2 separate regions of the Mus musculus genome follow, and region 1 is linked to region 2. A link is a loop called in an ENCODE intact Hi-C map of the cell type or tissue named here. Cell type or tissue: gastrocnemius. All regions are shown on one strand. Each heading gives the region's core, and the rest is flanking DNA. Links, peaks and the distances in the headings are about the cores only. Region 1 holds the start of Dync1h1 (dynein cytoplasmic 1 heavy chain 1). Region 2 holds the start of Wdr20 (WD repeat domain 20).

Evidence for each region. A loop is a pair of places that touch in the nucleus more often than their neighbours do. Peaks named below come from ENCODE experiments on the same cell type or tissue, not always from the same donor. Only the 100,000 strongest peaks of a DNase experiment are listed, where the experiment ranks them.
Region 1: it touches region 2 in a loop (3-fold over the local background); 1 of 42 quality-filtered maps calls a loop at or near these places.

What each region holds. Positions count from the first base shown.
Region 1 is chr12:110,591,811-110,605,852 of GRCm38, forward strand. It overlaps Dync1h1 (dynein cytoplasmic 1 heavy chain 1), which reads left to right and starts at 9,585. Exons shown (of 77, transcript NM_030238.2): 1 at 9,585-10,044. The coding sequence starts at 9,795. Gm35558 (a long non-coding RNA gene) reads right to left here. Exons shown (of 2, transcript XR_381950.4): 1 at 8,943-14,042; 2 at 4,798-8,554. It overlaps B930059L03Rik (RIKEN cDNA B930059L03 gene), which reads left to right. Exons shown (of 1, transcript NR_033340.1): 1 at 1-869. In gastrocnemius, for the core only: a CTCF peak has its summit at 6,919 (motif pointing right); DNase peaks (open chromatin) are centred at 6,923, 9,558 and 10,133; H3K4me3 peaks cover 3,391 bases; H3K27ac peaks cover 3,105 bases.
Region 2 is chr12:110,730,050-110,744,922 of GRCm38, forward strand. Wdr20 (WD repeat domain 20) reads left to right here and starts at 7,951. Exons shown (of 3, transcript NM_027149.4): 1 at 7,951-8,228. The coding sequence starts at 7,980. In gastrocnemius, for the core only: no CTCF peak of the experiment used is centred there; DNase peaks (open chromatin) are centred at 6,913 and 7,880; H3K4me3 peaks cover 2,733 bases; H3K27ac peaks cover 1,756 bases.

The DNA.
Region 1 (14,042 bases), core at 6,043-14,042, 130 kb before region 2:
ACAGGCGTCCGTGGAACTGAACGGCAGGTCCTGGGTTACAGCCCCGTCACTTTCCACTTGATAGGCGGGGTTGGTGACCAGGGTCCCATGTGACCCCCGTCATGGAACCCCGAGACGCGACCGTAGCGTGGATAGGACAGGGCCAACCTGTCCCCTGTAGCAGCTCTGAGAACTGAAGTAGGTGGGAGGCTGGGGATGCCGAGAGATTAACGAAAGAAACCAGTAAGCAGGGTCAGGAAACTCGTCCCACCTAAGTGGCGTGTACCGGACACGTGGTAACGTAAAGAGGTAGAGGTGCTTGCTATGTAAATAACTATGGAGGACCAGAACTCACATAGATGAGGACTTTGAGCACCCCGTCTTTCCCACTACCACTCACTGGGTGCCTCTTTCTTTCCTTCTTTCTCTAATTTACTCATAAGACAGGGTCTCGCCTTGGCTAGCCTTATTGTCTGTCTGTCTGTCTGTCTATAAAACAGAGTCTCTTCTTGGCTGACCTGGAACTCACTGTGTAGACCCTAAACTCAAGAGATGTCCCTGCCTCTGCCCTAAGAATAAAGGCGTGCACTTCCTGGCTTGACTTCTGTCTCCCTCTCTCCTTTCTTTGTAGTAAACTGCCTGTCTCCGACTCTGTCCCTGAGTCTTACTGTTCTAGGGCTCAAAAATCTGGAAATTTGTGCTGATTCCCTCCAGGGTCATAGCCATGCCTGTTCCAAGGAAGCCCTAGCGATGTCTGTTTCCCACTGCTTCCTGCCCAAGATACTGGTAACCCTGGAAGGTAGCCCTGGTGTGGGGGTGCTGTCAGAAGCATGGACACAATTCTCTCTCTCCATGATGTTAGAATTTCCTGAATAATAAATTGGCAGTCTGCATCCCTTGTATTGATGTAATTTGTTGAGTAGTTTTGTTCTCACTCTCTTAATAAATAATAACTCTTGGGTCACACATTACACCTCACAATGCAATGTAAATTACAGAATGGCTATTCAAGGTTAGAGTTCACAGAGGCCTTCCTGGAGGCAGAGGCAGATAGCTGCTACAACATTTGCTGGTTTGGTTTGCTTGGTTTTGTTCATTTGATTTTCCAAGATAGGGTTTCTGTGTAGCTTTGGCTGTCCTGGAATTCATTCTAGACCAGGCTAGCCTCAAATCCACAGAGACCTACCTGCCTCTGCCTCCCAAGTGTTGGGGTTAAGGGACTATACCACCACCATCTGGCACAAATACAGTATTTAGGGATTAAGGAGTCCAAGTGGATAGCTGTTGGGGGCATGGAGCTCAGAACCTGAGAGATCAGGGATCTAGGCCGCAGGTGTAGTGTTCAGGTGTAAGACAGGTATAGCTTCAAGTAGATAGGTGGATTGTCAGCCGTTCACGCACGTAGGAGGTGACGGGCCGGGCTGAAGCCCTAGGTAAAGTTCAGAGGTCTCTGCTTCAGCGGGTGGTCATCACGATGTCAGGCACCCTCCTTACAGGGTCCATGTTCGGGTGTTGTGCCTCGTGGCGGCCCTCCATTGGTCAGTGCATTTGACCAGTTTGAAACCCGGTTTTTCTGCTGTTTTTATTCAGCCCATATGCTCATGTTTTCGTGTGCTTTGATAAGCCTGGAGAATGCTGGCATTTTACCTTTAGGAATAAAGTTGGTATTAGTGTGTGTCTATGGTGATGTAGGTGGAGGTTTATGGTATTATTAGGTAGTACTGGGCAGGAAGTGGTCTCTGGGTGCATGACAAGGTCAGGGTCACCCCGTCTCTGCATTTGCACTCCTCATGGAGTTAAGTCATGCTTGTGACTTGGAGTCACATTGTGAGTACTCTGGGAAGCAGCTTGTGGGTCCTGGGGAGCAACCTCAAGTTGTCTGGTTCACTTTAAGATTACGTAAATTGCATCACACACACATACACCCAAAACATCCCATGAGCCCCTCTTTGTTCTCTTTCAAATTCATGGCCTCTTATTTCATTAGTTGTTATTACATGCATATAGGTATAAATACACACAGTCCTGAATATAACCTGCTTATGTTAGCCATATGTACGTTTTCAGGGCTTTGGATAAACAGTTTGTTATTTGATAGAAAACAAACGCTTGTCTAGGGAAGACTGTCTCCCACTCCCAGCATTCCCTAGTTGCCTGTAGTTCTTTGTGTAGGATTAAGGCCACTCACCTGAGCACAGACTTTCTACCCTCTCTTCTACAATGTCCCCTGAGCCGTGGATACAGGGTGTTGTGTACCATTGGGTTCCACAATTCTGCATTTGGATTAGATGTGACTCTTTTGTAATGATCCCCATCTCTTGTAAAAAGAAGTTCCTGAGGACGGGTGAGGGCCACAGTTACGTGTGGATATGAGGACAAATGCTTAGATTGGTATGAACTATGTTGTTTTAGTAAAGTAGTGGTTGTAGGTTCTCCACAATCCAAGATCAATAGCATTTAATAGGTAGGTTTCCAGCACATAGCATATTCTCCATCTCGTTGAGTGGATCTTAGATCCATTTAGAGAGTTATGAGTAACTGCCAAGTTATGTGTGCCACTGCTGCACCCTGAGGGTTATCACGCCATGCTGGTCATTGCTGTGGTCCATAGGCATCAGAGCTAAGTAGATCTGTTGCTCGCCTCCCTCCTTTGGAAGTGTATGTGGTGCCTTTGGGTACCGTGGAAACAAGTACTCTGGGAGGAGGCTGTCAGGTCTGTTCCAGCTCAGGAGCTTCTGGACCCTGGTTTTGGAGTGTGTGGCATGTCTAGCAATAGGGTAAGCTTGTTGGTTTTGTTTTATAGATTTTTTATGTGTTCTTTTTGGGGGAGGCAGGGGTGATCTCACGTAGGCAAGACCAGGTGATGTAGCTAGGAATGACCTTGAACTTGTCATCCTCTGCAAGAACCATCCTAGTGCTGGCTTCAGAAACACGCAGGAAAAAAAAAAAAGAAAGAAAAAAACACGCAGGATCATGTGGTGCTGGGCTGAAGCTGAAAATCTCATGCACTTACGGGAAGCTGAGTTGCACTGCATGATTCTATTGAAGTAGATTAAGATTTTAAAAGAGACCAATTATTAGATAGTGATTTATTGGCTTACTCGATGATTTGCTGTTTGTACAACCTGTTAGCCAAGAGTGACTTCATGTGCTACCTGAAGCAGAAAAGCCCTGGAGAGATACCTGAAATGATGGGTTGTTGCCCTTAGCAACCTGCTGACTGCCACATAACCTTCTGCAAAATCTTACTTGCCTGCCCACCCCACCTTGTGGTTTTTGGTTTTTTTTTTTTGGTTTTTTGAGACAGGGTTTCTCTGTATAGTCTTGGCTGTCCTGGAACTCACTTTGTAGACCAGGCTGGCCTCGAACTCAGAAATCCGCCTGCCTCTGCCTCCCAAGTGCTGGGATTAAAGGCGTGCGCCACCATGCCCGGCTCCACCTTGTGGTTTTACAGTATGAAATGAGAATATAAACTAGACCCAGAAGGAGGCTTTTCACGGTCAGAAACCATCCTGGTTTCAGTCCACTAGTGACATCTTTCACTGTCACTGGTCTTGGAGTGCTTATTTTAGGAAAAATTCCTGCAACATTTTTGGAGGCCCAGTGAGATCTCACTCCAACCCCAGTTGGCCCACAGAGGCTTCTGTCCCTGGGCCTCTTAGCCCACTGAAAGTCTCTGGAAATGGAAAGAACACAGTCTGGACTGGATCCCAAGGACCTCTCAGTGACTAAAGGGACTGTGAAATGCAGGACCAGAGCCTCTGACTGGAAAAGGATGAGACTAGGTTGGATGTCCAGACCAGGTAAGGACCCTGGGGATAGGCAAGAAGCACCAGTTGTGGGCTTGACCACTCTGCAGGAGATTGCAGCCCATCCAAAGCCGCGATGGGACACTGAGGACGTGACACTAGGCTCCACATAAAAGCCTCAAAAGGATACTGATGCATTCGTACTGGCCTCCAGAGAAATAGACAGACTAGAAATGTTTTAGAATAATCTATTTTACGTGCATTAGTGTTTTGCTTACATATATATGAAGGTGTCAGATCTCTAGAACTAGAGCCACAGACAGCAGTGAGCTGCCGTGTAGGTGCTGAGAACCGAGCCTGGGTCTTCTGGAAAGGCAGCTAGCATCACCAGTCGCCTAACCATCTCTCCTGCCCCACATACTAGCACTTTAAGCTTGGAATGTATAACTTGGAAATGCACGATGAATGTGTAGGTGCTTGTAATGGCCCCCTAGCCCTGTGGCGGTGGGATCTGACTGGGCTTCAACCTGCGGTTCCTCTGAGGTCTTTCATCTGAACGGACAGGCAAGTCTCATGAGAAAAAATTAGTAAGCACAGAGTTATATCTTCAGCCCTAAAGTAAGACGTCTTAAGTCACAGTGAGGTGGAGGGAAGGCAGGTGAAGCAGGCACCTGTCTGAGGAAAAAGCTGGTCTTTGCCGCACCACCCTATGTACCTACCACACAGGTGAGGTACACCCGAAACTCCTGTTTATGAAACGCTCTGGTCTTGGGGTCTGCATGGCCCTTATGTGAGACCTGTTCAGTCCTGTGAAGACACCAAGGAAGCACCCCTGTTAACACAGAGAACGAAAGCTTGCACTACATGGTGCCAAGGCAGGCAGTTATAAGACCACCTCATCCTGACCAAGGGAAATGCCGGGTCACCCCTTCATCCAAGACCATGGCAACTGTATCATCCAGCCACATAACGTACCTGAAGAGGAGGGAGTGCCCTCCATGACTGGAGAGATTTTATTATAAAGGACTTTCTCCTCACCGTCAGCCTTGAAGAATGAGCCACTTCCCAATTCAGATATGGGACTTTTTACTGATGGGAGCCAAAGTTTACAACGGGGAATATCCTTCTCAGCAGCAGCCTCAAAGGTGAAAGATTTGGAGAAAGGAGGCTCCTTACCTCAGTGGGAAAAGAAATTAAAAACAGACCAAACTCTCTAGGGGGAGGGACTGTAGCAATGGTGCTCTTCTCTCAACAATCAACAGAGCTAGAACCTTATTATACCAGCATACATTTCCTTTCTACCTTGGGTTTGTGTAAGCAAGAGTTCTTCCTGCAGGTGGTTCTCGTAAGTGGGATCCTTGCAGGCTTCTGAGGACAGTATTTGCATTGATGATTATTGATGGATGACTAGTAAACAGCAGCATTGCACTACATCAATCAGTCATCTAAAGAGAATTTGAGGTTTCCACAGTAAACCTTAGCTGCTCATGTATCTTACATTTGGGGTCACTGGGAAGTTTTGGAAAGCAGAGTTTTCATATTCATCTTTTATTTAATTTTCCTTTTCTGTGAAATGGAGAGCATCAGCCATTCCCATATTATATTTGAAAGAAAGCATTTAACAAAACCTTCGGGATATTTATTTGCCTTTAACACTAACTATGTAAAATTGATGTGTTCTCTGAGGTGTAGGAGGTAATTGTGTTAAGTGCCTCAGAGAGCATGCAGCTTGACAATACAAATGAAAATGGTTGCTGGGATAGTAGACTAACACTTTCAATAAAAACATGACATACTTAAGAAAATAACCAACAGAGCAAGTGAACAGACAATCAATGAGGGTCGGGGATAAGTCCAGGGTTACAGTCCTGAGCACTTGCTAAGAATGCACAATACGCTGAGTTCACTTTGAAACACAATAAGCAGAGGAGGAGGAGGAGGAGGAGGAGGAGGAGGAGGGTGAACAAGGAGGAGAAGAAAGATATAGAAGAATTAAAAAAAAAAAACTCCCAATCAACCTGGAATTTTCTAGAACACTTACTCAACCTCTGTAGCACACCCCAATACCCCTCTGATGTTGGGAGCCAGCAGGTACCGCTGCACTGTACATCAGGCTGCAGAGTCACTGGTTCAAGACCAAAGAGAGCTGAACACCAAGCCTTGGGCCACAGCCTCTTTAAGAGGAGGGAAGGAAAGGGTCCGCAGAGCCTGGCTGAGGACGACTGTGCCAAGTATCTCAGCGTGTCAAGCAAGAGAAGGCCAAAACCCAGCCACTGGCTTTGTCCAGGCGCAGAGGGTTGGTGATATTGACCACTCTTGCTGGGAACATAAGGGCTGGGTAGGTGTCTTGGGGTTTCCATTGCTGTGAAGAGACACCATGACCATGCCTCCTCCTGGAGGCAACCAGGAGGAGACTGGCTACTGCAAGCAGCCAATAGGTTCTCTTCCACATGGAGCTTGGGCATAGGACCTCAAAGCCCATCCCCATAGGGACACACTTCCTCCAATATGACCACACCTATTCCAACATTGCCACACCCCCTAATATTGTCCCTCCCTGGGCCAAGTATATCCAGACCACTACAGGAGAGCTGGAAGTGTTCAGGACAGGGCTAATTGTGTTTATTCCCAAGGAGTTTGCTGGAAAGAGCAGCAGAAATGTGGTGCTTGCAGAGATGTGACATAGTCTGTCTGTCTGTCTGTCTGTCTCTCTCTCTCTCTCGCCTTGCTTTGTTTTGACTTGATTGTTTCTCAGACAGTCTTACTATGTAGCCCAGGCTGTCCTAGGATTTGCCATGTTCCTGCCTCTGCCTGTCTAGTGCTGCAACTGTATAGATTCCCACCCCCAACCCTTTTAAAGAAGTAGGCTGGATGAAAGAGACAGAATCAGAAAAGCAGAAGATGAGAGGGGGCTGGGCACCCAGGAAGCAGGAAACTTAGCTGGGGGCACAGTTTTGGTAAGAGACGTGGTTGGTTCTACTAGAGGGAAAAGGGAAGGAGCTAGGCAGTACCAGGCGCATCTAGGGCTTAGGTAAATTTTCTGCCCAGAAAGTCTTCATAAATCTTCCCTGTGGGTGGTGGAATATGGGCCGAACCACAGGCTGGCATTTGCTAGCTGACCGGGTGGCACCACACAGATGGATGGGGAGGTGGGGAGTAGAAAGAAGGCCCCCTGAAAGTGAGGAAATTCGTGACCACCAGAGGGCGCAAATGGACTTTTCCTGTTCTGATGGTGCAAGGCTTCCCTGGTCTTCAACTCCAAAACCCGGATCCAGTTCAGTCCTTATGAGGCCCATTTAATGCCGAAGCAAGACAGAAAGGGGATAAGAGTCTGGAACAAGCTTCATCAAAAGTGCCCTGCAGTGAGGTGAAATGCCAGCTAGATCCTCCAGCTGTGCCTAGTAGCGCAAATGATGTCGTCTGTCTGAAAGTATGGCAAAGAAATTCCAAATCTTTACCTGTATGTGCCCTGCCGCTCGCCTTCCTCCCATTCCTGGACTGGAAGCATACATTAAGTATACATTAAGAAAGTGTTGGGTGTTCTCCAGGCCTAAGAGCAATGTCAGATGTGGGGTTGATTATGAGTGAATGCCCCAACATGAACCAGGTATGGTAGGACACGCCACAATTCTAGGGCTGGAATTACAGGCCAAGATAGGATGATTGCTCAAGTTTGAAGTCAGCATGTACTACATACATGCTGAGTACCAGGCCAATCAGGGCTACATGACAAGACCTTGAAAAACAAAAGTCCAATATGGAATTCAGAGAAGGGGTATTTGGAAACACAGCCTGGAGGTGCTGGTTTGACAGTGGTCCCACTGAGAGATTGTGTGCTCTCTAGGGCTTGAGAGAGGGGGCAGAATACAGAGAATGAGCCTGACACGGTATCTCAACAGCACGTCATATGGTATTTTAAAGAGATGTTGGGAATGCGCAAGACCTCTACACAGTGTATCACAAATTTATGACAAAGTTGTATGTACTCTAGCCGCCACCAGCATCCCTCATCAGGAAAGAAATGCTCTTCCCAGCTCCTCTCAACACTTGAAAGCAGATGCTTTCACAGACAGGAGACTAGAAAGGCCGGGTCCCCACCCAAGATTGGCTGCGTCCTATGCCACGAAGCAGAAGGGCATCTTCAGCCAAGCTCAGCTTCCTCGTTAGCCCTGTCTCAGCCTGGCCAGCCTCTAGGATGGTGCCCTTAGAAATCTCAGCAGCCTGTGTGCAGCAGGTCTGTTCTTACTATATTAAAAAACAAAAACAGAATGTTTATTGAAAAAGCACACAGGTTTGATCCACTTGTAAATCCTTGTAAACAAATCATTTCTGTCTTCTTTGGAATGATAATAATCCAAAGTCTGAGCCTGCTATCTGTCCCCTGGCGTGGAGCCAGGTTGCAGATGAGTGAGTCCTCGGATAACTGAATGACTGCATTTCCCAGGTGCTGACTCACAGTGCAGCCAGTGTGCAATCAGCCCCACACCCACTAAGTCCCTGCAGGTTTCAGAATCTCCGGTCTTTTGTCCTTGTTCCTATCTCTGCAGGATAGGCAGAGGGAAACACTAACACAGCACCTAGTGTCAGGTGGACATTCAGTATTGATCACTGCCAGTACGCCAGCAATTCCACAGTAGCAATTCACCACAGTAGCTTTGGGTCTGTCCTCTCACCTCTGCAAGATTATTTATGACACATTACACCAGGGTGGGCTGATGGAGGGAGAATGGGGATATTTATCTGTTTTCTCTCTCTCTGTCTCTCTGTCTCTCTCTCTGTCTGGCTTCTAGAAGAATCTTCGGGCCTCCATCAGCAGCCTCTGGGACCTGGCACAGGACAATTGTGCAAGGAATAAGCATATTGTAGGGCTTCCCGTATTCCAAAGATGATTTGGGAGAATCAAGTCATACCACCATCATCCCACCAATCAGGACTCAGCTTTCTAACTCGGCATTATTATATTTTTAAAGATCATTTTGGCTTAGTTCCCTCTACCCAATTGAACAGGCAAGTTATGACCTGAACTTTCAAAGGCCAGTTACTAACCCTAAGAAAGTAAGCAAAGAGATTCTGCCCTTCTTGTCCTCCGTGTATGGGAGGAGGGGTGATGGGTCAGATGCAGGGAAACTTAGGAGCAATCTGAGCCCCTGCCTCCTGCCGATCCAGATTCCCGAACCCACAGAGCGGTGGGTGCTGCAGGTATGGGGAGCTTACCGTTGTCAGTGGATTCACTCATGCGTCCTTCTCTTACATCACCCTCGCTTGGTAAATGACACTGTGTTCAGAAGCCAGGTCCCATCGTAGCTTGATGTTCCTACTATCCAGGTTTCTTTTAGCCTACCGTTAGACTGCACTGCAGTTGCTGCTCCACCCATACCTAACCTTCCCTTCCTCAGACGCCAGTTCCTCAGCTAAAATCATCTCCCTTCCACTCTCTCCCTATCCAGTTTAGCGAAGTCATTGTGGGCATGCCCCTCATCTCCTCTGAAAAAACGTCCTCATCTTCCCAATGTGTATCTAATAACGACTGGGCAGTTGGGACTCCAGACTCCATTCATTCAACGGGAGAACTCAGGTTATTAATAGCAATGTCGGGCAGAGGATGAACTCTCACTAAATGTCAATTCTCGTCAATGCATCCTTAAAACACTATTTATGAAGCCTGAGGGGCTGGCTCTGTGATATTCTCTGCCACCTGGCAATGAAGACAGACGCGGTTCCTGGACCACTTTTGCGCAGAGTAATGGGTCCCGCCCTGCCCTCCGACTACAAGTCCCAAAAGGCCACGCGGCGCCGCACATAGCCCCGCCTCCAGTCGCATGCGTAACGTCGCGACGCCGACCGCGAGCGGGCGCCGGTGGCTGCAGCCAGCGGGCGGGGCGGGGCCGGCGGGAGCGGCGGCCTTTAGGGCGGAGCCGGCTCCGCTGTCCGCAGTCGGCCGCGGGTTAGCGGGCAGAGCGTCTCCTGTCGCCGGTTCCCCTCGCTCACTGCTCTCTCGTGCCGGAGGCCGCTCCTCTCGGCTCTCGCTCTCTCTCTTTCTATCTCTCTCCCTTCCGTGGATCCGCCATGTCGGAGCCGGGCGGCGGCGAGGACGGCTCGGCCGGCCTGGAGGTGTCGGCGGTGCAGAATGTGGCGGACGTGGCGGTGCTGCAGAAGCACCTGCGTAAGCTGGTGCCGCTGCTGCTGGAGGACGGCGGCGACGCGCCGGCTGCGCTGGAGGCGGCGCTGGAGGAGAAGAGCGCCCTGGAGCAGATGCGCAAGTTCCTGTCAGACCCGCAGGTCCACACGGTCCTGGTGGAGCGCTCCACCCTCAAAGGTGCGCGGCGCCCCCTCCCCGGTCGCGTGGAGCAGCTAGGGTGCCCGGACCGCCAGCGCCCGCACAGTGGGGTCGCTTTGTCTCCGCGGCTTCTCAAGATGGCCGAGTTGGGTGGAGACAGCGTCTCCCGGTCCCGGCTGGGCACAGGGCCGCATCCCTGCCTCCAGAGTCACATGAGCTTTTTTGGTTTCGATTCGTATCCAAGCTTAGCTCGCTTTGGGAAGAGTGTGTCTAGGACAGCCTAGGTGCTGGCCCTTGGGTGGGCTCGGGGACCGGTGGGTTGGCGGGAGCCGGAGTGGGCAGGCCCTGGTCACCCAGCATCTCTGCTGTCTGCGGCTGCCTACGCGTAGGCCTCCATTGGCCTCGCAGCATCATTGTTGAGTGGGTGTATCTCCCAGTTTTACAAACCAGGAAACTGAGTCCCGTGGCTGGTCCAAGGTCACCAGCTAAAATACAGGACCTTGAGATTAGACTCAGCATATCAGTTTCCAGTCCAAATTGCTTGTTTTGCTGATCATGGCTTGAAATTGTTGCTTAGATGACCCTAATGACAGCTCTGTGACATTTAAGTCTGATTTCAAAGACTTAAGAACTGTTGCTTACCTAGTTGGGGAAGGAGGCAAAGAAGCTGACATGTTCCCGTTGTGTCCTCCAGCAGAGACTCTCACAACATCCCTAGATTGATCTGGAATAGGGGGCTTGCTTGCAGGACTCCTTCCTTCTTGAGGCTTTAAAACCACTTTGTAGCATCTGGGGAACTTGTATGACATGCTGGCGAATGGGTGTGGCATTTCCCTAGGAACCCAGATGTGCTGTTTAAAAGTAAAATAGCCCTTAGGGATTGAAGATGGACTGAGAATATTTGCTAGCAAGTTCCCTAGAGTTCCAAAGGCTGTGTGGTTCCGTTAGAAAACCAGAGTGGCTGTCCTTTCGATAGTTTGTATCGCTTTAAGGCTATTCTTAATTACAAAATGTTCACACAGCCTTGGTTTGGGCCTGCAGTTAGAAGATAGCAGAATATTTTTCTTCAATCTACACACAATGTCTAAAGCATTAGGATGCTATTAGTGCCTGGCTAGTGTTAGTGTGACTGAAGATGGTTTCCTTTACATTGGAGTTTGTATTTATTCCTGCGTGGAAATCTATTTTTGTCCAAAAGACCATGTAACTGTAGAAAATTTGAAACATATCTGAAATGAAAGTCATCTGGAACCCTGCCCCAGCAGGGCCCTGTGAGCCCTTTGATCCCTACTTGCTCTTTTGCGGGGTATGTGAAAATACATTTTATTAAAATACATTTTTAACCTATGTTTTTAACGATTTTGAGTAGTTTGGCCCTAGCTAATTCTTTTATATTCTTTGTTGCACAGTTTGTGTATTGAAATTAGTGATTTCAATATAAAAACACAAAAACCATGAGTCATGATTTCTCTTTACGAAAAAAAATCCCCAAGTTTTTCTCTTTGCTCTGTCATTAGTAATTTGTTCTCCTCATATCTGTCCGTCTTGTATCAAGGGTGGAATGGAACAAGTGTCTATTCAGCAAGGGATGATCCAGCATCCCAGCAAGGTTCCATAATGACTTGCACTTTTGAAAGTTGACTAAGGAATTTGACTGTCTGAGACTGAAATAACTCTTCTGTGTTTATAAAAATCCTGTTTGCATTCCTAGTGATTTAGCATATCATTAATTTCTTGTTCACTTACAGAAGCAAAGGGAAAGATTTTTTTTTATTGATTATTTTATTTATTTACATTTCTTCCCAGTCTCCCCACAGCAACCCCCCCCCCCATCTCATCCTTTTAAATCCAAGTTGATGCCTTAAGGTCTCCTCTGAGTTAGCTTGTGTGTCTTCTGTGCTGGAGATTGAGTCCCGGATGTTGCACATGCACGCCCTTTTGTTGTTGTTGGTTGTTTGCTTGTTTGAGAAGTCTCTCAGTGTAGCTAATGATGGCCTGAAGTGTTGTAGACCAGGCTGACCTCAACTCACAGTTTATCTAATAATCTCTTTCTCCTGGGGGTTTCTAAGCACACAGTCTAACGCTGAACTTTGCACTAGGCCCATACAGTCTCTGGGTCCTTGGCAGGAGGGCTTTGTTTAGGTAGTTCTTAGGAGTTCGAATTGGCTTCTGACAATATACAGGCAATAGTAGATTGCAGTGAGAGGGGAATAAACACCACCAACTGTGATTAGTATATACCGATTTCCTGAACTGAGAAATTCGTTGTTAATCTTAGCCATCCCTCCCTTTTCTCTCTTTTTGTTAAAAAACAAATTCTAGGGTAGCCTAAGGTGAACTCAAACTTGTATGTAGCCAGGGATGGCCTTGAACTTCTGATCTTCCTGCCTCTGCCTCCCAAGTGCTAAGGGCATTCACTGCCACGGTCAGTGTTTTACTGTGGTGCTGGGAAAGTCATGAAGGATTCCACAGGTCAGGCAAGCACCTCACCAGCCAAGCTGTGTCTCCAGCCTCTCTTCACTGCTCTACTTTAAAGACATTTCTAAACACTTGTACCAAATATATAGAAGCATTTAAAAAAAAAAAAAGATTTATTTATTTATTATATGTAAGTACACTGTAGCTGTCTTCAGACACTCCAGAAGAAGGAGTCAGATCTCGTTACAGATGGTTGTGAGCCACCATGTGGTTGCTGGGATTTGAACTCTGGACCTTCGGAAGAGCAGTTGGGTGCTCTTACCCACTGAGCCATCTCACCAGCCCCTAGAAGCATTTTTTAAAAAATAAGTTCTTTTTTTAAAGCTACCCCAGCTACTTAGAAACTTTGCGTTAAAGTACAGAACTCCTCATAGTATAAAATGAAGCGGTGACTTAGCAGCTTCTTTTGATAGTGCAGCATCGTCAGCAAGTGAGTGACAGCTTTCCACCTATCTCCTTTCTGAAATTCCCAGTCTGAGGGAGATTGATCGTTTTCTTCCAAATGAAAAGCTGTTTGATCCTGATCTGGATGGTTTACCCAGTAAAGGTGTTTTTGTAGCACTTCTTCCTACTGTGCGGGTTTTCTTGTGCTTTGTCCCTGGTGGGTCGGTGGTGTCTGTGGGAACGGAACCCTCATGCCTCTGTGACTGCTGTCCTCCAGATTTGTGAGTGCAGAGCAGGGATGATGTGGGGTGTGTGTGTGTGTGTGTGTGTGTGTGTGTGTGTGATGTGCACTCTCCCTTCCAAAACTGCAGCCTTAGACTTGGGAGTTGTTGCTCACTGCTGGGATGTGGCTGTTCTTAGTGTGCCTGCCTTAACCTGGCAGTGCAGCGTTTCTAGGGCAGGTCATGTAGGGGAGTCAGCTCTTAGTGCAGAGTTGGCTGGGAACCGGAGTGTAAAAGAATGGTTCACATTTTCATATTTCACAGAGCCTTTTAGGTTCCCAGCTTCATAGAGACAGTTGTGGGGAGACTTAGGAAAATGGTTTCTGTGGGCTTTCAAAAGTTGTTCTTCTAAGGTCTTAATATTCAAGAGGAATTATGAAATTTAGTGATCGATGGCTTTAAAAACTTAGGACAGCTGAGGATCCCTGAGGTGCTGCAGAGTGCTGGGGCTAGAGGGCCTTCAAGTACGACTTCTGCCTCTCTAACCTAAAATCAGTTTTCACAGTATGGATGCTCAGCCTCATTCATTTCTGTACTAATCATCTCAAGTGGTTAATAAAATAATGAGTAAATCAACAAGAAAAGCTTTCTGTAATATTCCCATAATGCCTCACTGCTAGCAGGAATCTGCCAGCCTGGGTTCACTGGCAAGCTGTGCGTGTGCAGGTAGGCCTACATTTCTATAGGACAAGGTAGTCTACAGCAAGGCACATGAGAGTGCGGTGCAGTGGGTTCGAGGGAGGGATGAATCCACCCCTGCTTAAAGAATGGGCTGAGACCCCTAGGAGAAAACCAATTCACCCTGAAGAGGGAGGCTGGGATGTGGACATTCAAACCTGCTTAGAAAGAGGACTCAGGGGCCGGGCTGTGGTGGCCACGCCTTTAATCCCAGCA
Region 2 (14,873 bases), core at 2,634-10,633:
ACCCTTGACCACATGTACACAGGGACACACACATATATATCCATCCATAAGTTAACGGAAGCTTGGGTCTTTAGTGGGTCTCGTAAGTAGCTTCCTCTATTCCATCTCTCCTTTCCTTAATCTATTCTCAAGTCATCAAATGGATCCTTTTACATGTTTTGCATGTGTGATGCATGTATTGCATGTGTGTATGTGGTATATGTATGAAGTAAATTTGTGTCACTGTGCATCTGTAGTTGGAGGACAACCTTGGGTGTCAGTCATAATTTCCACCTTGTTTTTGAGGTAGGGTCTTTCACATTTTGTCCCTGTGTTGCATAATCCAGATTAGCTGGCCTGGAAGCTTCCAGAGGATCATCCCATCTCGGCCTCGGCCTCCCACCTCATCACAGGCATGCTGGTGTTACAGAGTTACATGCTCAGCTTTCCCCATGGCTTCTGGGGAGTCTAGACTCACGTAAACCATAAAACGTGTGTGCTGCTTTTATGGGCTGAGCATATACCCCTAGCCACTAAATGGATCCTTAAACCCTGTAATGTCTTCTCTGTTCACTCTGACCGCACCATCTCTCTCTACTGCTCCCTGACTATCTTAGGCACTGCTTTAGGGACCTCTGCAGTCCGGTTTGTTTTTTGTAAGTATTATCAATGATCTTTTTTTTTTTTTTTTTATCGCTGAACATGTTAAGAAGAAATATTATGTATTTAGTGCAATCTAGTTACATGATAGACTGAAAACTAGTAAGCATGCAGACCATAGTTGTTCATTCTAAATATTAACTAAGGACTCCTAATATATAGTTTTAGAACCTGCTCTTAATAGGACCATTATAAATAAAGGAACATCAGAGAACTTTATTAAAGATGGATTGGACGTATTTCATTTATTTATTTATTTATTTTTAGGTTTTTCGAGACAGGGTTTCTCTGTATAGTCCTGGCTGTCCTGGAACTCACTCTGTAGACCAGGCTGGCCTCGAACTCAGACATCTGCCTGCCTCTGCCTCCCAAGTGCTGGGAATTAAAGGCATGCACCACCACTGCTTGGCTATAGATAGATATTTTTTTTTTAGATTTATTTATTGTTATATGTAAGTACACTGTAGCTGTCTCAGACACACCAGAAGGTGGCATCAGATCCCATTACAAATGGTTGTGAGCCACCACGTGGTTGCTGGGATTTGAACTTAGGACCTTCAGAAGAGCAGTCGGTGCTTTAACCGCTGAGCCATCTCGCCAGCCCCTAGGCATAAATCTTTAACACATATTTTTACCCTTTGGTGTTTTTTTTTTTTTTTGTTTTTTCGAGACAGGGTTTCCTCTGTATAGCCCTGGCTGTCCTGGAGCTCACTTTGTAGACCAGGCTGGCCTCAAACTCAGAAATCCGCCTGCCTCTGCCTCCCAAGTGCTGGGATTAAAGGCGTGTGCCACCACGCCCGGCCTTTTGGTGGTTTTTTTTTTTTTTAACTGTTTATATATTTCATTTACCCAACACCCTCTCCTGGTCCCTGTGGGCATCTGCACACAAGTCATATACACTCTCACACACAGGCACACAAATATATACATAAAAAATAAAAATTAATCTTAAAAAGTAACTTTATGTCAGGAGTGGTGGCACAAGTCTGTAATCCTAGCTTTTTCCATGTTGAGGCAGGAAGGCTGCTGGGAGTTTGAGGCTGGAGAGGTCTACATAGTGAGGCCTAAATAGTAGACTCTCAAGATCTTACATAGATTACATAGATTTCTAAAACATAAACCAAAAAGTTATAGTCCTAGCTGGGCTTGGAGAGATGGCTCAGTACTTAAGAGAACTGGCTGCTCTTCCTAAAGGTCCTAGGTTCAATTCCCAGCCCCCACATGGTGGCTCACAACCATCTTTAACAGTGGTTTTCAGCCTGTGGGTCATGACCCTTTCACAGGGATTGGCTTAAACCAACTGCATATTAGATAATTACATTAATTCATAACTAGCAAAATTGCAGTTATATAGTAGCAATAAAAATACCTTTATGGTTGGGGTCACCACAACATAAGGAAGTGTATTAAAGGGTCACAGCATTAGGAAGGTTGAAACTAGTGATGTGTAACTGCAATTCCAGAGGATCTGGGTCCATATATGCAGATGACAACACCACACACACAGACACAGACACAGACCACAGATGCAGCAAAAATAAATCTTTAAAAAGTAGTTCTAGTTCTTGCTGGGTGTGATGGCACATACTTGTAATCCTAGCAGGTATGGTAGCAGAAACAGGAGGATTGCCAGACACTCAGGGCTGGCTATAGTTCTCAGAGCTAGTAATACTATGTGAGACTCTATCTCAAAAAATACTGAATATATGGAAAAGCTTAAATATTAGTACATTTTCAAAATATTTTATTTATCATTTTTATGTGTAATGGTGTTTTGACTGAATTTATGGCTGTGAACACACCAGTGCAATGCCCACAGAGGCCAGAGAGGGCATTAGATATCATGGAACTCGAGTTGTGAGCTGGCTGTGAGTTACTGCATGTGTTGGGAACTGAACCTAGGTCCTCTGGAAGAGGAGCCAAGTACTCATAACTACTGATGCCTCTCTCCAGCTGCTCATTGCCATTTTTAATTGATATATGCAAATTATCTATATTTCTCGTGGTCAGACATTGTTTACTGTACACATACTGTGGAACTGTCTTAATCAACACCCGTTTTCTCAAATATCACTTTTTCTTTTTGAAAAGTTTTAACTTTTATTCTTTCTGTACAAAGATTAGCATGAGCAGTCTCACTAGGTTGACAGCTTTGAGTAATCTATTCAGGGCCACTTAGTCCAACTCAGTGAAACCTACATCCTTCACTGAAGGTACACATTCAATTCATACTTAGGGATCAGGCCATGGGTATGAGGGAGGACCATGCTGAACTTCAGTGGGTGACCCCAGTAAGAGCTCCTGTGCCTCATCTTGCCTTTGGATGGCCAAGGAGAAAAAAGGCAGGCATTTCTTTTTTACCCTTGAACTGTTCCTCCTACCTTCACCTCCATTGTTGAGGTTACAGATGTGGGCAATCATGCAAGATTAAATATTGACTTTCTGTGGTGGACCACTTACAATCTTTCTTACCAACTTCCAGAATGTGCTGTCTTGTTATAGCTATGGATTACAAAACTAGGCTGCTCAAAAGAGTTCTGGGGCCGGGCGTGGTGGCGCACGCCTTTAATCCCGGCACTCGGGAGGCAGAGGCAGGCGGATTTCTGAGTTTGAGGCCAGCCTGGTCTACAAAGTGAGTTCCAGGACAGCCAGAGCTCTAAAGAGAAACCCTGTCTTGAAAAACCAAAAAAAAAAAAAAAAAAAAAAAGAGTTCTGGGACTTATTCACACTCACTGGACTTTGGATCTTTTGATTGGCATCTGTCAGTTTCTGCCCTCTTACCCTCTGGTAACCACACCACAGTTCTATTGGACTAAAGGCAATTTTTTTTTTGTTTTTTTTCTTTTTCTTTTTTTCTTCTTTTTTTGTTTTTTAAAAATTAGAAGGTAATTTCTAAATTTCTTTTTATTTATTTATTTATTTATTAATATTTATTTATTTATTATAAGTACACTATAGCTGTCTTCAGACACTCCAGAAGAGGGCGTCAGATGTTGTTACAGATGGTTGTGAGCCACCATGTGGTTGCTGGGATTTGAACTCAAGACCTTTGGAAGAGCAGTCGGTGCTCTTAACCACTGAGCCATCTCACCAGCCCCTAAAGGCAATTTTTAATTTTTTCTACAAAATCTTATTATTTTTCTGAAAATGAATCACTCTTTGGGGGGAGCCCTGGCTGTCCTAGTTCTACTGATCAGGCTGCTCTTGAACTCAGAGATCCATGCACCTCTGCCTCCTGAGTGCTGGGATTAAAGGTGTGTGCCACCATGCCCAGGTGATTTTCATTTTTTATGGGTATTTTGCCAGCATGTGTTTGTGTGTATTTTATGCGTGCAGTGCCTGTGGAGGCCAGAAGAGGACATAACATTCCCTGGAACTAGAGTTAGATAAGGTTGCTGGATGCCATGTGGCCATTTTCCCACTGAGCCATCTTCCCAGCCCTGCTTGTTATTTTATAAGATAGTGTCTTGCTATGTAGCACAGGTTGGCATTGCATTCTTTATTACTTTAAGAGGGTCTAAAGTAGCCCAGTGCCCTTAGTCAGGGTTTCTATTCCTGCACAAAACATCACAACCAAAAAACAAGTTGGAGAGGAAAGGGTTTATTTAGCTTACACTTCTATACTGCTGTTCATCACCAAAGGAAGTCAGGACTGGAACTCAAGCAGGTCAGGAAGCAGGAGCTGATGCAGAGGCCATGGAGGGATGTTTCTTACTGGCTTGCTTCCCCTGGCTTGCTCAGCTTGCTTTCTTTCTTTCTTTTTTTCTTTCTTTCTTTCTTTCTTTCTTTCTTTCTTTTTCTTCTTTCTTTCTTTTCTTCTTTCTTTTCTTCTTTCTTTCTTTCTTTCTTTCTTTTTCTTCTTTCTTTCTTTTCTTCTTTCTTTTCTTCTTTCTTTCTTTCTTCCTTCCTTTCTTTCCTTTCCTTCCTTCCTTTCTTTCCTTTCTTTCCTTCCTTCCTTTCCTTCCTTCCTTCTCTCTCTCTCTCTCTCTCTCTCTCTCTCTCCCTCTCTCTCTCTCTCTCTCTCTTTTTGAGACAGAGTTTCTCTGTGTAGCTCTGGCTGTCCTGGAACTCATTCTGCAGACCAGGCTGGCCTTGCACTCAGAAATTCACCTGCCTCTGCCTCCCAAGTGCTGGGATTAAAGGCTCAGCTTGCTTTCTTATAGAACCCAATACTATCAGCTCAGGGATGGTACCACCTACAAGGGGCCCTCCCCACTTGATCACTAATTGGGAAAATGCCCCACAGCTGGGTCTCATGGATGCATTTCCCCAACTGAAGCTCCTTTCTCTGTGATAACTCCATCCTGTGTCAAGCTGAAACACATAACCAGCCAGTACACCCAGGCTGGCCAGGCTGGTTTCTCAAGTGACTATAGGTCTTAGGGTTTTACTGCTGTGAAGAGACACCATGACCAAGGCAACTCTTATAGGGACAACATTAAATTGGGGCCGGTTTACAGGTTCAGAGGTTCAGTCCATTATCATCAAGGCAGGAGCATGGCAGCATCCAGGCAGGTATGGTGCAGGAGGAGCTGAGAGTTCTACATCTTCATCTGAAGGCTGCTAGCAGAAGACTGGCTTCCAGGCGACTAGGATGAGGGTCTTAAAGCTCACACTCACAGTGACACACCTACTCCAACAGGGCCACCCCGCCTAACAGTGCCACTCCCTGGGCCAAGTATGTGCAACCATCACACATGACTGAGGATGGTTTTGAACTCCTGACTCCATCCTTCGGCTCCCACCTCCCGAGCACTGCTATCACAGGTGTGATGCTTGGCTGGCTTTGGGTCCTCCATCCTCCTTTCTCAGTCTGTAGGAATGACAGCATCCCAGGAGGATGCTACCATGTCTGGCAAAGCAAAATGTTCAGTTTGTACAGGAACAAACAAACTCTAATATAAATATTTTTTAAGAATATTTATGTATGTAGCCGGGCATGGTGGTACACACCTTTAATCCTAGCACTCAGGAGGCAGAAGCAGGCAGATTTCTGAGTTCGAGGCTAACCTGGGCTACACAGAGAAACCCTGTCTTGAAAAACCAACCAACCAAACAAAAGAATATTTATATATGATGTATGTATGTCTGTATGTATATGAGTACACTGTCGCTGTCTTCAGACACACCAGAAGAGGGCATCAGATCCCATTACAGATGGTTGTGAGCCACCATGTGGTTGCTGGGAATTGAATTCAGGACCTCTGGTAGAGCAGCCAGTGCTCTTAACTGCTGAGCCATCTCTCCAGCTCCCAGTGTAAATCTTAAGGCATAGTGGTCTTTTACTTTTTTAAGACAAAGTTTCAGTATGTGGCCCTTTGTGGGCTGTGTAGTACTCAGGACAGCCTTAATGTCTATCTGTCTCGCCCTCCTAAATGCTGAAATTAAAGCATATGTCATCATACTCAGTAGTATATTGGTCTCATGGGAAATTTAATATTATGGTTGAAGGTCAATATACTTTTTTTTCAGTTTTTGCTGGCTGAGGTGTCCCCTCCCAAAGTATATTTTCCCCCATTAACTAGAAATTCAAACTGAATTCTTTTTAGATAATTCAGGCTGTTATTTATCCTTCAAGATGACCATTATAAACATGTTTTTGGTACAAAATAGCATAGCTATGGGAGCTTGGGATTATCCACTGAACACCCCCTAGTATTTTTAAGAGTTGTGATCCATATTTGCATTTTATGGAAAAGACAAATTTGCATTCATAGGAAAAGACAAATAACAACAAAATGAAATTTAAAGTGCATTCTAGGGATGTATTAAGAAGACTTTTAAAGTCAGGTGATGGTGGCACATGCCTTTGATCCAGAACTCAAAAAAACACCAAAAGAAAAAAAAAAAAACCACCAAAAAAAAAAAAAAAAAAGGATTTTAAAGCTGGGTGTGTGGTTCATGCCATTAAGCCCAGCACTTGGTAGTTAAAGACAGATGGATTTCTGAGTTGGAGCCTAATCTCTGGTTGAGTTCCAGGACAGCCAGGGCTATTTAGTGAAATACAGTATCAAAAACAAAAACAACAAAAAAAGGATTTACTGTAGTGCTTTTTTTTTTTTCTTTTGCCAGTTCTACAGGATGTTAGTCAAATGCCTTATTACATCACTGGCACAGTTTCTACTGTGTCTGTACTTGCTTCCCACTACATAAAATGGCTATGATTTATACTTCTTTAGAACACTCCCCCTTGTGTACAATTAATTTTTGTGAGGTTGGAGTCTCGGTCTGTGGGCTCGGGTAGCAGCCTCCCAGCTCCGGGCTCAGGCATTCCTTCTGTCTGGAAGCACAGGTGCCCACAGTGTACTGGGCTCGCTCTACAGACAGGATTTCTCAGGGATAGGTCATTCTTCGTGTAACATTTTCTCCGCTCTAGAATTCTATTTTAACGTTTATCACTTTAGAAGCCTTTGTATTCCAGTGCACACACCCAGAAATCGAAGCATCAAATGGTGACTGTTAGGTCCTACTTTAATGTGTGCGCTTGCCTTCACCTAATACTTTGTACAGGATATTCAGCACAACTCGATGGTTCTCCTGGCAAACAACTTCAGGTTCCGTTTGAGGCTTTAAGAAAATCAATTAGCTTAACCTTTATTAAGAGGCACAGGAGACAGAAGTTCCGACAGAACCTACTTTCTCAAGAACAAGCCAATGCTCACCAGGAAGGTTTCAGGTGAGACTTGAAAACACAAGTCCTGTACATTCATGCGGTTCTTCCCACCCCGCCTACAAAACCCAACCCAACCCAACCAAACCAAACCAAACCAAACCCTGAGCTGTAATAAAGCCCAATCCATCGATATCTTCTGTGAGACGTAGAGGGGCTTGTCACCAGGCATCGGTACCCCGCACCCAAGCGGACCGTCGGAGTCCTCCCTAGCTTCCCAGGGAGGATCGCGGACAGCTGGGACATACACGTCCAAACACCGGACTTCACTGCTCGCCTCAGGCTCTGCCGGGACCACCAGCTGGCCAAGGCCAACGCGGTGGCGTCTCTTAGGGATCGGGTCCCTCAGCGAAGCTGCAGAGCGAGACAGGAGCCCCGCACCAACGCTCAGCGCGCTCGCTTCGACCCGCACCAGGAGGGCGGCACCCAGGGGAGGAGCTTGCGCACGCCCCTCCGGGTGGAGCGCGCCAGGTGAGCGCGCGTGCGCAGTTGGACCATTAAAAACTAGCCCGCCCCCTTCGCTTCGGCCCGCCTTCGTGGGGGCTGGCTCGCCAGTGGGCGGGGCCGCGGAGAAGGGGGTGGGGAGTGGAGAAAGCGAGCGGCCGAGGACGGCGCCTGCGCGGTGGGCGTGATCCGGGCACTTAGGGCAGGATGAACGCTGCTTTCCAAGATGGCGACGGAGGGAGGAGGGAAGGAGATGAACGAGATTAAGACCCAATTCACCACCCGGGAAGGTCTGTACAAGCTGCTGCAGCACTCGGAGTACAGCCGGCCCAACCGGGTGCCCTTCAACTCGCAGGGATCCAACCCTGTCCGCGTCTCCTTCGTAAACCTCAACGACCAGTCTGGCAACGGCGACCGCCTCTGCTTCAATGTGGGCCGGGAGCTCTACTTCTATATCTACAAGGGGGTCCGCAAGGTACCGACCCGGGCGTCACCGGGGGCGCGCCGGCGGCGCGGGCCGAGGCCGGGAGCTGGGCGGTGACAGCGAGGCCGGGGTGACCGGTGGGGGCGGCCGGCACTTGTACTTTTGAGTGGGCCGGTAACTCCGCTGAGGTGCTCCGGAGGAGAGGGGGCTTCGGGAGTGAGGCGCCGGCGGCAGCGCTGCCTCCTAGGGGAGGAGGGGGCTCTGGAGCCGGGTCGCGGAGATGCCCCGGGAGTAGCCGGTCGCCTCCTCCCCCGGCGGGGTCTGTCAGGTTCCGATCCCGCCCGGGAGCGGGCCTGCGAGTCCCCGGAAGAGGTGCGGCGGCCGTTTTAGGTGGCCTCGCTTCCCGGGAGGCTCGAGAGTCCTGCCCTGGGTGAGAGAACCGGGACGCGAGGCGGCTTGGAAAGGTCCGTAAGGCGGAACCGGGACAGGGAGGCGGAGGACTTGGAGACTAGGTCAGAAAGGACCTGCTCGGCACGCAGGGCTACTCCACCTGCTGCCGCACTGACACTTCTCCTGGTGTCAGCACTGTTTCCAAAAACCTTTCCGGGAGGTCGCCTGTCATTGTCTCCGCGGAGGGAACCGTCTCCCGAAAGGTTTTTGAAGAGGGTCATTCTGTCCCTTGCAGTGTAAGAGGGCTGAGTACTCAAGACTAGGGAGGTTGGAATTATGTTTTCAAATAGGCTAAGTTGCTTCAGAGGTGTTGTGTGTGAGCGTGCCTAGATTTATCTTGTCTAACGAGTCAGGCTATGTCCCAAACAGGGAGGGATAGGCCTTAAATGCTACTTTAAAGTAACCAGCCAAGAACTTAACAGTAATTCTGTGACGCATGCAATCGAGTTTTAAAATGTCTCGTTAAAAGCAGCAATTTATTGGCGCTTTTATTTTATTTTATTTTTTTATTTTTTGGTCACTGGCAAGAATTGCTTATTTTAACTTTTGACCATTGAGAGAGTAAGGAAATGTATGCACTCCATAGCACCTCCAACGGAATGTGACAAGGTGATGGAAGATTCACTTATAAATGTTCAGTTAGTGGGAAAGTACGTTGTCCATATTGAAGAGGACGTGTTCCCAGGGATGGCTATATCCAAAGTCAGCTGCTGTTTATGTTGCACTGTACGGTTAGGAGGACAAGGGAAGGAATGATGGTGTGCAAACGTAAGCTTGTTTCTTTGGTCCAAGGTGAATCTTCTGACTTGTCTTTATTCTTGTCAGTGAACTCCCGAAGCGTTTGGAAATAGCTGGTTGACTCTCCTCTCTCGGGGTTGGGAAAGTATCCAGTGGTTTGAAGAGTAGGAACTGAAGTTTTAGTGCAGTTCCCAACCCTGTTACTGACTCACTGCTGGCTGACCTTGGATACCTGGGAAACTTTCCTTTGCACTTCTTTAAAAAGGGAGGCTGCAGTGCACATGTTATAATTCGTAATAGCTGTGATGGCCATTAGAGTCCTGACACACTCAGGAGATGTAAATTAGAGTTAAAGCAAGCATTGAGAGGAACTGCCGTCTCAACATTCCTGCTCTGACTGAAATACCAGATTTTTCTCTGGAAATAAATGTAAGCTTATATTATCAACACCTACATTTGGGGGCTGGAGCAAAGGCTCAGCGGTGAAGAACCTGTACTGTTCTTGCAGAGGACTCCAGTTCAGTTCCTAAAACCCATGTTAGGCTGCTCACAGCTACCTGTAACCCCAGCTCCAGGGAATTGGATGTCCTTTTCTGGGTTCTGGAGACCCACTTACAGCTTACACAAATAAGTTTAAAAAATAAAAGAAATCTTAGAAAAATTGTAATTAGACCCTACCATGGTTGTGCATACTTGCAATCCTAGCACTCAAATTGTGATTTTTGTGGCCAGCCAGGACTATAGTTGGTAAGTTCAGGGCCAACCTGTGCTACAATTATCACTTTTGAGGCAAGCATGGGCTATATGGTGGGGTCCTCTCATAAGGAAAAAAAAAAAATCAAACCAGGTGTGTATGATAGCATGTACCTTGACAGGTGGATCTCTGTGAGTTCAAGACCAGCCTGCCCTCTATAGAGTTTCAGGCCAGCTAGGACAAAAAACACTCGCAATTCGAAAAACCAAACAGAAATAATGATGATGTAAAAATACAGTATGCTTAAAAGTTAAATTCGGGGGCTGGTGAGATGGCTCAGCGTGTAAGAGCACCCAATCTTCTGAAGGTCCTTACTTAGTTCAAATCCCAGCAACCACATGGTGGCTCACAACCATCCTTAAGGAGATCTGACTCCCTCTTCTGGTGTGTTTGAAGACAGCTACAGTGTACTTACATATAATAAATAAATAAATAAATCTTAAAAAGAAAAAGTTAAATTCATAGGGCATACAGTATGCTTAAAAGTTAAATTCGTGGGGCCTGGAAGACGGCTCAGTAGTTAAAGAGTGCCTGGTGTTCTTCTGAGCCTAGACCCCAGCTCTCACTTCGGCAGCTCACAAACACCTGTGCTTGTAGCACCAGCACCTTCAAAGCCCTCTTCAAACTTCTTCGGGTACCTGCACATATGTGGCATTCACACATATGTGTATAAATAAATAATAAAAAAAACTTTAAAAAGTTAAATTTACTTCGAGAGATTACTAGTTCAGGCTTCGCCTCCCCCCACTTCTTTACCACTCCGACCCCCACACCCTTGGGTGTGGACAGAACATCAGGGCCTTCGGCATGCCAGGCAAGTGTTCCCTCCCTGTGCTGCACATCCAGCTATTGGATCATTCCCATGACACACTTCACCTGGATCTAGTACCTCTGGTTTGTATAGGAAAAAAAAAGACCATTTGCTTAGAAGTATCTTTATAATGGTGTTCTAAGAGCTTTAAAAAAACTACACCAAACATTCTCTGAAACAAGTATGAAATACTGCCAGGTGGTGACAGCACACTTAATTCCCACGTGTGGACTCAGGTGGTTCTCTGACCTTGAGGCCAGCCTGGTCTACAGAGTGAGTTCCAGGATAGCCAGGACCACACAAAGAAAGCCAATCTCCAAAACATAACACACAAAAAACAAACCAAAACCAAGTCAGAAATGCATGAACATTGGCTTTCTTTCTTTCCCTGGTGAATTGAGTGCTTTGAACTCTGGGAGGGGTGTGTGTGTGTAAGTAAAATTTTATGTATCTTGTAGGATACATTTGTATTGTGGCAGATATTTAAACTCTTCTAGCTGGTGAATTAAAGTTTTTCTTTCTAGCCGGGCAGTGGTGGCGCACGCCTTTAATCCCAGCACTCGGGAAGCAGAGGCAGGCAGATTTCTGAGTTCGAGGCCAGCCTGGTCTACAAAGTTCCAGGACAGCCAGGGCTACACAGAGAAACCCTGTCTCGAAAAACCAAAAAAAAAAAAAAAAAAAAAAGTTTTTCTTTCTATAAGTGAGTTTGTTATAATTCTGAATATGTGACCTTTTGTTGTTGTTGTTGTTTATTTGATAAGGTCTCATATAGACTAGGCTGGCCTTAAACTTGCCAAAGCAGAGGATGATTGTAAACTCCTGATTCTCCTGGCCTGACCCTTTCAATTTCTAGGATTATCGGTGTGTATTACCAGGATGGCCTAATAATAGTAAGGTTTTGTAGTTCTGGTTTCTGATTTTAAAGTAGAGCTAATAACTTGCCCTGAGTGCTGGCTTGGGAGAGTTGAGAATTGGACCATATAACCATAGAGTGAGAGCTGTCTCAACAAAGCAAGCAGACAAAATGGTATCCTTAGTCATTGTTCCAGGAAAGCAGGAGTTACTATTGGGGTAAGTAGTGAGCAGGTCTTTTACATTTTTCACAGTTGGCTATTTTGATATATTTTTGTGTTCTACTTTTTTCTTCAAGGAATATGGTATGCATGTGTGCGTGCATGCATGTGCAGGGGATAAAACCCAAGGGCCTCCTAATAGATGTTAAACAAGCACTCTTCCACTGAGACATCTCCTCAGCCCAAGGCATACGAAGTTTTACAATTATTGGGACCACCTAGAAGCCCTAATGTGGAAGACATTCAAATCCAGATTAGACACTTGAGTAAAGTGAGTAGTATTGTTTGTTTGTTTTTGTTCGACACTGCTAAGAATTGAACCTAGGGCCTTAGAGCATATTGAGGAGACACTACCACAGCCAGCTAGCTGTTCCCTCCCACCCCCAATTAATATTTGAGACAAAGTTTTTCCATACAGCCCAGGCTGACCTTGAGTTTGTATTTTGCCTCTATGAAGTCTGGGATTGCAGGCGTTTGTGGACTGTGTGGATGTGTACTCTTTCCTCAGAGGAAGCACCATGGGTCCTGAGGGATGGAGTGCTGGGGAGGGAGTCTAATATTGAGGAGTATAATATTGACTTTTCAGATGCATAGTGGTCAGGGTCTAGCATTTGATGGGCCTGAGAGGATATGTAATTTCATCTCCCTCAGGAAACCAAGGCTAGAGAAAAGAGGCAAACATTTATTAGTATTCTTCATTATAAGGAAAATGAAGCACATCTGAGCATAAAAAATTTATTTTAGACTAATCAGGCTTTTCAATCTAAGGACACCAGTGTACTCACGCTAGGCCCTTCAGAACTTACCCCAGGGTTGGATTTCACATTATCTCATTGATTTTTTTTCTTTCTTTCTTTCTTTTTTTTCTTTTCTTTTTTCTTTTTGACATAGGGTCTCAATATATAGCTCTGGCTGGCCTGGAACACAGAGAGATCCTCTTGCCTCTGCCTCCTCACCTGCAAGTGTTGGGTTTAAAGTGTGAATCACCATGCCTAGCCTTCATTGAATCTATGTCAGCCATATGAGGGAGATTTCTTATGTAGTTTGTGAATCTGTTTTGCTTAACCAAAGGCAGTATGAAAATCAGTACTGCATTAATCATTTCAACAAAGATTTGAGTGACTACCATACGAATACTAGTAATATAGAGCAGGATGCTATGAGAGATTAGAAAGACACTTCAAAACTTTGAATTCCTAGCTTTAAAACATTTTATGACATATTTTGTTATCATTAAAAAAAAAAAAGTTAACCGGGCAGTTGTGGCGCACGCCTTTAATCCCAGCACTTGGGAGGCAAGGTAAAGGCAGGTGGATCTCTGGTCTACAGTGAGTTCCAGGACAGCCAGGGCTACACAGAGAAACCCTGTCTGGAAAAACAAAAACAAAAAGAACAACAAAAAGGTTGTTTTAGGAAAACAATGTCAAAGCTAGCTATTTCTATTGGACCTGTTCTTTTATCTTATGGAGATTGTTTTACATAAAGGTTATTTGTCTCCTTTAGATCTCAGTTTAGCCATCACTTTCTCTGCAAATCCTGTGAATTCACAGGTTAGGTCGGGTCCCCCAGTCCCCCCACGTGTTCTCAGGGCATCATGTTCTTTGCCTTCCTGACAGTTTCTCAGTTTGTAATTGTCTGTGACAATTTCTCTGTGACAGAGCTTCCTTACAACAGAGATGTATGTGACTTTCTCTGCTGCCTTCTCATTGAGCATGCAGTGAGTTCATCATTGAGTAGGGCTTTACTGTCCTGTCTGCTGAGGTGAATGCCTCGAGAGGCTTTGTGTGTCTACCAAGCTACACCTTTATAAAGACTCCCAAGAAGCTGAGAAACATCCAAGTTTGGGTCTAAAAGTAACATGGGTAATTTTTAGTAGTTCATACCTTTAATTTTTTTTTTTTTTTTTTTTTGAGACATGGTTTCTCTGTGTAGACCTGGCTGACCTGCAACTCACTTTGTAGACCAGGCTGGCCTAAGAGATTCCCCTTGCCTCTGTCTTCCAAGTGCTGGGATCAAAGGCATGTGCCATCATGCCCTGCTTCTTTACAAAAAGTATTTTAGTATTACCAATAGGTAGTAAAGTTTTAACTTTCTTAAAGTTGCAAATAAGAGACAGTGAGTACTAGAAAGTAAACGGGTTGCTGCAGGTTACTTTGTTGTTTTTGAGACAGTCTTACTTTGTAGCCTAGGCAGGCCTCCAGGCTGACTCTGTAGACCAAGATGGCCTGGAACTCAGAGATCTGTCTGCCTCCCCAGTGCTGGCCTGAAAGATGCATGCCACCACACCTGGTTTGCAGACTGCTTTTGATCGATTGCTATCAAACCACACTAAACCAAACCAGCTCTAGTCAGAATTACTGAACATGCAGACTAAACATCCTTACTCCTTTCCCACCATTTCAGACTCTACACTGCTTAGGGATGTTACTGATATGACTCATGTAGGTGGGAAATTGTATGTTAGATGGCTCTAAGGCTTATTAGCTCTTAAGGTTGTATGATTCCATACTCTTTTATCCATCCATCCATCCATTTTACATCCCAGCTCCCCTCCTTCTCCCAGTCCCACCCTCAGGCCCCCCTCTACCCCAGATCTCCCTTTTTCAGAGAAGGGGAGGCCCCCATGGGTACTACCCCCCAGCACATCAAGTTGCAGTAGGACTAAACACATCCTTTACTACTGAGGCCAGACAAGGCAGCCCAGCTAGGAGAAAGTGGTCCAAAGGCAGGCAACAGAGTCAGAGACAGCTCCCACTCCAATTGTTAGGGGACCCATATGAAGCCACAGCTATACATCTACAAATGTGTAGGGGGCCTAGGGCCAGCCCATGCATGCTCTTTATCTGGTGGTTCAGTCTCTTTGAGCCTCA